Regions from separate parts of the Homo sapiens genome. Here region 2 is linked to region 1. Evidence: read pairs that join two places in POLR2A ChIA-PET (ENCODE). Cell type or tissue: Panc1. All regions are shown on one strand. Each heading gives the region's core, and the rest is flanking DNA. Links, peaks and the distances in the headings are about the cores only.

Evidence for each region. Peaks named below come from ENCODE experiments on the same cell type or tissue, not always from the same donor. Only the 100,000 strongest peaks of a DNase experiment are listed, where the experiment ranks them.
Region 2: POLR2A ChIA-PET joins it to region 1 with 14 read pairs; 3 of 35 experiments call an interaction of 5 or more read pairs at or near these places.

Annotation. Positions count from the first base shown.
Region 1 is chr18:23,353,629-23,356,542 of GRCh38, forward strand. The region is part of intron 12 of SLC35D4 (solute carrier family 35 member D4); the gene reads right to left. Among named protein-coding and RNA genes, the nearest start is that of SLC35D4, 83 kb to the right of the region's middle. In Panc1, for the core only: no CTCF peak of the experiment used is centred there; no DNase peak of the experiment used is centred there; H3K27ac peaks cover 1,356 bases.
Region 2 is chr18:23,445,498-23,448,411 of GRCh38, forward strand. No RefSeq gene overlaps it. Among named protein-coding and RNA genes, the nearest start is that of RIOK3, 6.3 kb to the right of the region's middle. In Panc1, for the core only: no CTCF peak of the experiment used is centred there; no DNase peak of the experiment used is centred there.

The DNA.
Region 1 (2,914 bases), core at 243-2,742:
ATGACCTGCAAAGTTTGTTCCAATTTGCATCAGCAGTCATGGGAGGCTGAACAGCTATGGATTAAGATGTCAAGTTACTCACACCCAAAAGGCAAAGAGGGCCCGTGGGTAAGCAGCAGGCCTACCCAATCACACCCAGCGCCTGGATTTCTATTCCTCACTGTGCTTACTGACCCTCGTAACCTTAACCAAATCCCCCTTCCCACCTTTTTGTCTCAGGTTCAGTTGCCTTAAAGTAGAAATAATCATAGCAGTCCTCATCCTATCTTAATGGAAACCAGAGGCTTTTAGAACAGTAAGATTACCTATCCCCAAAGTCTCACTTTATTAACAATGAAACTGGGGCACAGGTACAATTAGAATCCAGGTCTCCATGGCTCTTCAGATCTCTGGACCAGCAAGGGCGCTGGCACAGCAGTGGACAGATGTAGTTGCCTGCGCTGGAACTATTTTCAAAAGTGCCACTGTGTGGCCAGAGCCATAGCAAAGGGAGCTCCAAACTCTTCCTGGCATTTGGAGGCAGGACAACTGAGGAAGACGTGAAGCTTCATGGAAATGTGTTCTTGACCAGCTAGACAAAGAGTGAGATATGGCCAGGTGCGGTGGCTCAAGCCTGTAATCTCAGCATTTTGGGAGGCCGAGGCGGGCGGATCACGAGGTCAGGAGATCAAGACCATCCTGGCTAACACGGTGAAACCCCGTCTCTACTAAAAATACAAAAAAAAAAAAAAAAAAAAAGAAAATTAGCCTGATGTGGTGGCGGGCACCTGTAGTCCCAGCTACTCGGGAGGCTGAGGCAGGAGAATGGGTGAACCCGGCAGGCAGAGCTTGCAGTGAGCCGAGATCGCACCACTGCACTCTAACCTGGGCGACAGAGCGAGATTCCGTCTCAAAAAAAAAAAAAAAAAGATGTGCCAGGCACTGGTGGTCATGAGGGTGGGGCTGAAAAGGGAGGCAGCAGTGCTCCAGGCTCCTCTTGGTGGCTCCCACCTCTGCACCCAAGGAAGTAACAACTTCACAGGTGCCTGCCCAACCTCCCAGACTTCCTTTCCCTCGAGTCTTTCCCTCTCCTCTATGCCTCTAGCCACAGGGGTGGCATGATTCCATGTTGACCTGTCCTCTCAGTGCAGACTCTGGGCCAGGATAAGCTCGTGCAGGTTTGTGACTGACAGGCTTCTGGAAGCATCTGGGGCCCTTTTGCATCGCTTAACTTCTATGTCTGTGACTCATTTTTACATTACTCATGGATCTCTTATCTTTCTCCTTGCACTTTCAGCCCATCTACCCCTTGCTAGGGAGGCAGATCTGAAAAGCAGAGGGAGGCTCCCAGAAATAAAGGAATCTGGGAATAGGAGACTCCCTGTTAATGGGGTCTTTGGGCTATGGCTACCGTGCCCCTCCTGAGCCCCCCCAGAACCTCCTGAAGGTGACAATGCTCAGTCTGAGATATGGTGGAGCCTCTGAAATGAAACAGGGAAAACCAATGCATTCCTCAAAGAGGCTGAGCTCTGTACAGAAGCATGGGTAAAATGTAACAGAGTCACATCAATTCAAACAGAGATTTCCAGATCTTTAGAATAAAACAAAACCCTGATTTATCATGTTGCATTATGAGAAAGTTGCAGATTAAAAGGGGCAAAAATAGAGCCCAATTGTCACCCCACAAAGCCAACATCAATGGGCTGTGAACTGTGCTGCTCTGTTCCAAATAACCAAACAATGGTTGACCTCCCCTCTACACCCTGCTTGCCCATGCTGCCAAATAACCAGACTCAAAGGGAAACAAGTCCGCAGCCGCCCGCCCAGCACGAAGACTCATGCCATGTGATCCCAGCTAACGGGCAAGGCCTAACCAATTGACAGGAACTACGAAAGTGAATTGTGTCAGTGTTTTCCTGAAACTTTTCTGAGGGTGAGAAATAAATCATTCCAAGGCTCAAATGCAGAAACAAACTCTGTAATTCTTTTTTTTTTTTTTTTGGCCCAAACACACCAGAGGAGCAGGACATACCCACTAGCCACATAGCAGCTTTTTAACATTGTAAAGAATCACTGCTTCACAAGGCACTGTTTGATATCTGTGAGAACAGGTGGCCTGATTTTTACATAGCAATTCTTCACGATCTATTGACATTGTATTTATAGTCAACCTGAGTAGATCATCATAATGACCACCATTTATTGGGCCAGGCACAAAGCTTAAGACCCAAAGATCATACAATTAGCAACAGCAATTCTGGGGTTCAACCTGGGTCAGTCTTTCTATCATATCGGGATACCACACATGCTTTGGACCTATCTACATAAGTCTTTCCACTTCTTGGCATGATGAGGTCAAGCAGAGTGGTGATCGTGGCAGGACATGGGGAGAGGGTGAGGATACACTTCTGTGTGTTCAGATGTAGCCCTCCAACTGGCCTATATCCCTGAGTCCTTCCCAAGACCAAGCACTAATGATCACCTGGTTGTCTAGACATCTCCTAGCCATCAGTTTCCAAAATCTATTTCCCAGAGTCCTCAGGTTTGGTGGAGGTTATTTTGGAGGTTGCCTTAAGGAGCAAGAAGGAGGCCAAGGGGAAAGCTGAGCGGGTGGGATTCTGAACCCAAATCTTCCCTTGAACTGGATCCATTTCATCAGTTTTATATATTGGAGTTCTATGTGAGATTTGCTTGTGGAGGAGGAAAAAAGTGGGAGAATCCTAGCTCTAGAGCAAGCGCGAAAATCACTGTCTTGGCGGAGGGACTTCCATGGGCCAGGGGTCCTGGCAGGGCCCAAGCTGGCCCTGAGCATCTAAGGGTGCTAAGTGACAGCCTGCTGGTGACATAATGACTGCTTCCTTGCCTGCATCCACCACCACTCTCTCCTGCCACTCACTCAGGTCACTAGCAGTGACCCTGAACTTCACAGAGAGGA
Region 2 (2,914 bases), core at 167-2,666, 92 kb after region 1:
TGGAAATTAAAGAGACCCTTTATAGCTAAAAATCTTAAAAGAGAAGAACAAAGTTAAAGGATTCATAGTTCTTAATTTCAGAGATTATTACAAAGCTACACTCAAGACAGTATGGTACTGGCATAAGGATACACATACAGACCAATGGAATAGAACTGAAACCCCTCACGTTTATGGCCAGTTGATTTTTGACAAGACAATCCGATGAACAAAGAACAGCACTTTTTAACAAATGATGCTAGAAGCCAGGCACAGTGCTTCACACCTGTAATCCCAGGACTTTGGGAGGCCAAGGCAGGAGGATCACTTGAGCCTAGGAGTTTGAGACCAGCCTTGGCAACATGGTGAAATCCCGTTTCTACAAAATATAAAAATTAAAAAAGTAGCCAGGTGTGGTGGCGCACACCTCCCAGTTACTCAGGAGGCTGAAGCAAGAGAATTGCTTGAGCCTAGGAGGTCAAGGCTGTTGTGAGCCATGATTGTACCACTGCACTCCAACCTGGGTGACACAGCAAGACTCTGTCTCAAAATAAATAAATAAAAATAATTTTCCTTTTGTTTATCCCTTATAGTCGATCATTATATATCAATTTTAAAAGATACTATGCAGTAAAGGGAGCAAAACAAAATCTTTGTTGTTAAAAATGGCAATGGGTTAGATAGGCTTAAGAACTGCTGAGTCCCAGCTGACCCTAACTGAACCATATCTGTAACATTTCATCTAATAATCTTATGAAACTACTCAGCAGTCACTAAATATACTATGGGCTTTCCTGCCCCTATGCCTAGTCTTAGGCTGTTCTTCCACCCAAACTAGCGTTACAGCTTCTCCCCAGCGTTCATGACCTACTTTGGTGCCACGCAGCCTTTCCAGATCTCACTACCCCACAATGAATCCTGAAATGTTTGTGTCTATAGCTGTCATTTGGAAATAAATCATGCACTCTTTGAGATAGAGGTGTTGTATTGTTATTTAATGTTATTGTGTGACTATTGTTATCTCTCCAAGTGCAATCTCACAGTTCTTTGTTTTTCCCAAAGGACTGGGGGCATCCTAGGTAGTTAATAGATAGTTGTTCATTGCCTGAAACAGCTATTTGCAGAATAGACTTATTTCAATATTAAAAACTAAAGAGCCTTATTTCTGTTCTCTTTAGAGACCAAAGAATCTGCTGATTCATGTGTTTAGACAGGGCAGATTCTCAAATAGTTTTGTTCCTGCTGAGAACCAGTGAGTTTGGCTGGGTGCGGTGGGTTACGCCTGTCATCCAAGTACTTTGGGAGGTCGAGGCAGGCAGATCACGAGGTCAGGAGATCGAGACCATCCTGGCTAACACGGTGAAACCCCATCTCTACTAAAAAAAAAAATACAAAAAAATTAGCTGGGTGTGGTGGCGGGTGCCTGTAGTCCCAGCTACTCGGGAGGCTGAGGCAGGAGAATGGCGTGAACCTGGGAGGTGGAGCTTGCAGTGAGCCGAGATTGCGCCACAGCACTCCTGCCTGGGCGACAGAGCGAGACTCCGTCTCAAAAAAAAAAAAAAAAAAAAAAAAGACAGAGAACCAGCAGTGAGTTCATCAGCAGAGAAGACAGGGAGTAGGAGCTGGAGCCAAAGCCTCTAAACATTGCTTACTCTGCCTGACAGCAAAATGGCCGTTTCCCCATTCAAGGACTCACTATTAAATCACATAGGACTAAATGCTGTTATTGGTAAACCACATTTTTCCTATTAGCAACATTTGTAAATGTAGAATTTGCAAATATTGTGCATGTCCTTCTATCTTCCTTTTTAAGGAGTACATAGTTGGTGGCATCAGGTATGTATCTTAACTGTCAACAAGCAACCATTAAAATTGTTAAACCACAAAACCCATGGGAACTCATAAACCATTAAACCCATAACAAGGGATTAATCAACTTCCCTTGTCCTTACAGCCTGCCATCCCTACTTTCTTGCCTCATTTAAAACCTTAGGGTCTTCTGGAACTATTCATTTCCCTCCAGGGCAGGGCAGCATTCTTCACTCTCCCCAGCACAGCTCCCAAAATGTTATTCCTGGCCCCTCAGGTTGTCAGGTCTCTCCAGTCTCTAACCATTCCATTATCATGACCTCTAAATTTCCTTAGCATCATCTACCAATCTCTTGGGTACAATCTGCACATTGTCTAAGACTGTGGCACCGGTACATTCTCTTCCAATCTACCTCAAGTCCTGCCATCTTGCTGGGTGGTTTTAGGGTCCACGCATATCACCCATCCAATACACTGACATTTTTATCCTGATCCGTTAAGCTTCCCAACCTCAACCTCACCACCTCTTCATTATGGCTTCCTCTGACCTCAGAATTGCCTGCATCTTCTCTACCTCTAAAATCCTTCAGTAGCCCACTATCTTTGTTACTTTTTTTAAAAATTGAGGTGAAATTCACATAACATAAAATTAACATTTTAAAGTGTAAAATTCAGCATTTAGCAGATTCACAATGGTGTGCTGCCACCACCTATATCACCCCTAAAGAAAACCCCATTAAGCTTACCCTTGAAGCAGTCACTCCCCATTATCCCCTCCCCACTCATTCCCTAGAAACCCCCGATCTGCTTTCCATCATTATAAATTCACCTATTCTGGATTTTTCATATAAATGAATTCATAGAATATGTGACCTTTATGTCTGACTTCTTTCACTCAGCATCTTGTTTTTTTCAATGCTCATACACATTGTAGCATATATCAGTACTTCAGTCCTGTATTAGCTTGCTAGGACTACCTTAACACAATACCATAGACTGGGTGATTATACAACAAACATTTATTTTCTCATAGTACTAGAGGCTGGAAGTTAAAGATCAAGGTACTGGCAGGGTTGGTTTCCTCTGAGGCCTCTCTTCTTGGCCCACACATGGCTGCCCTCTGGTT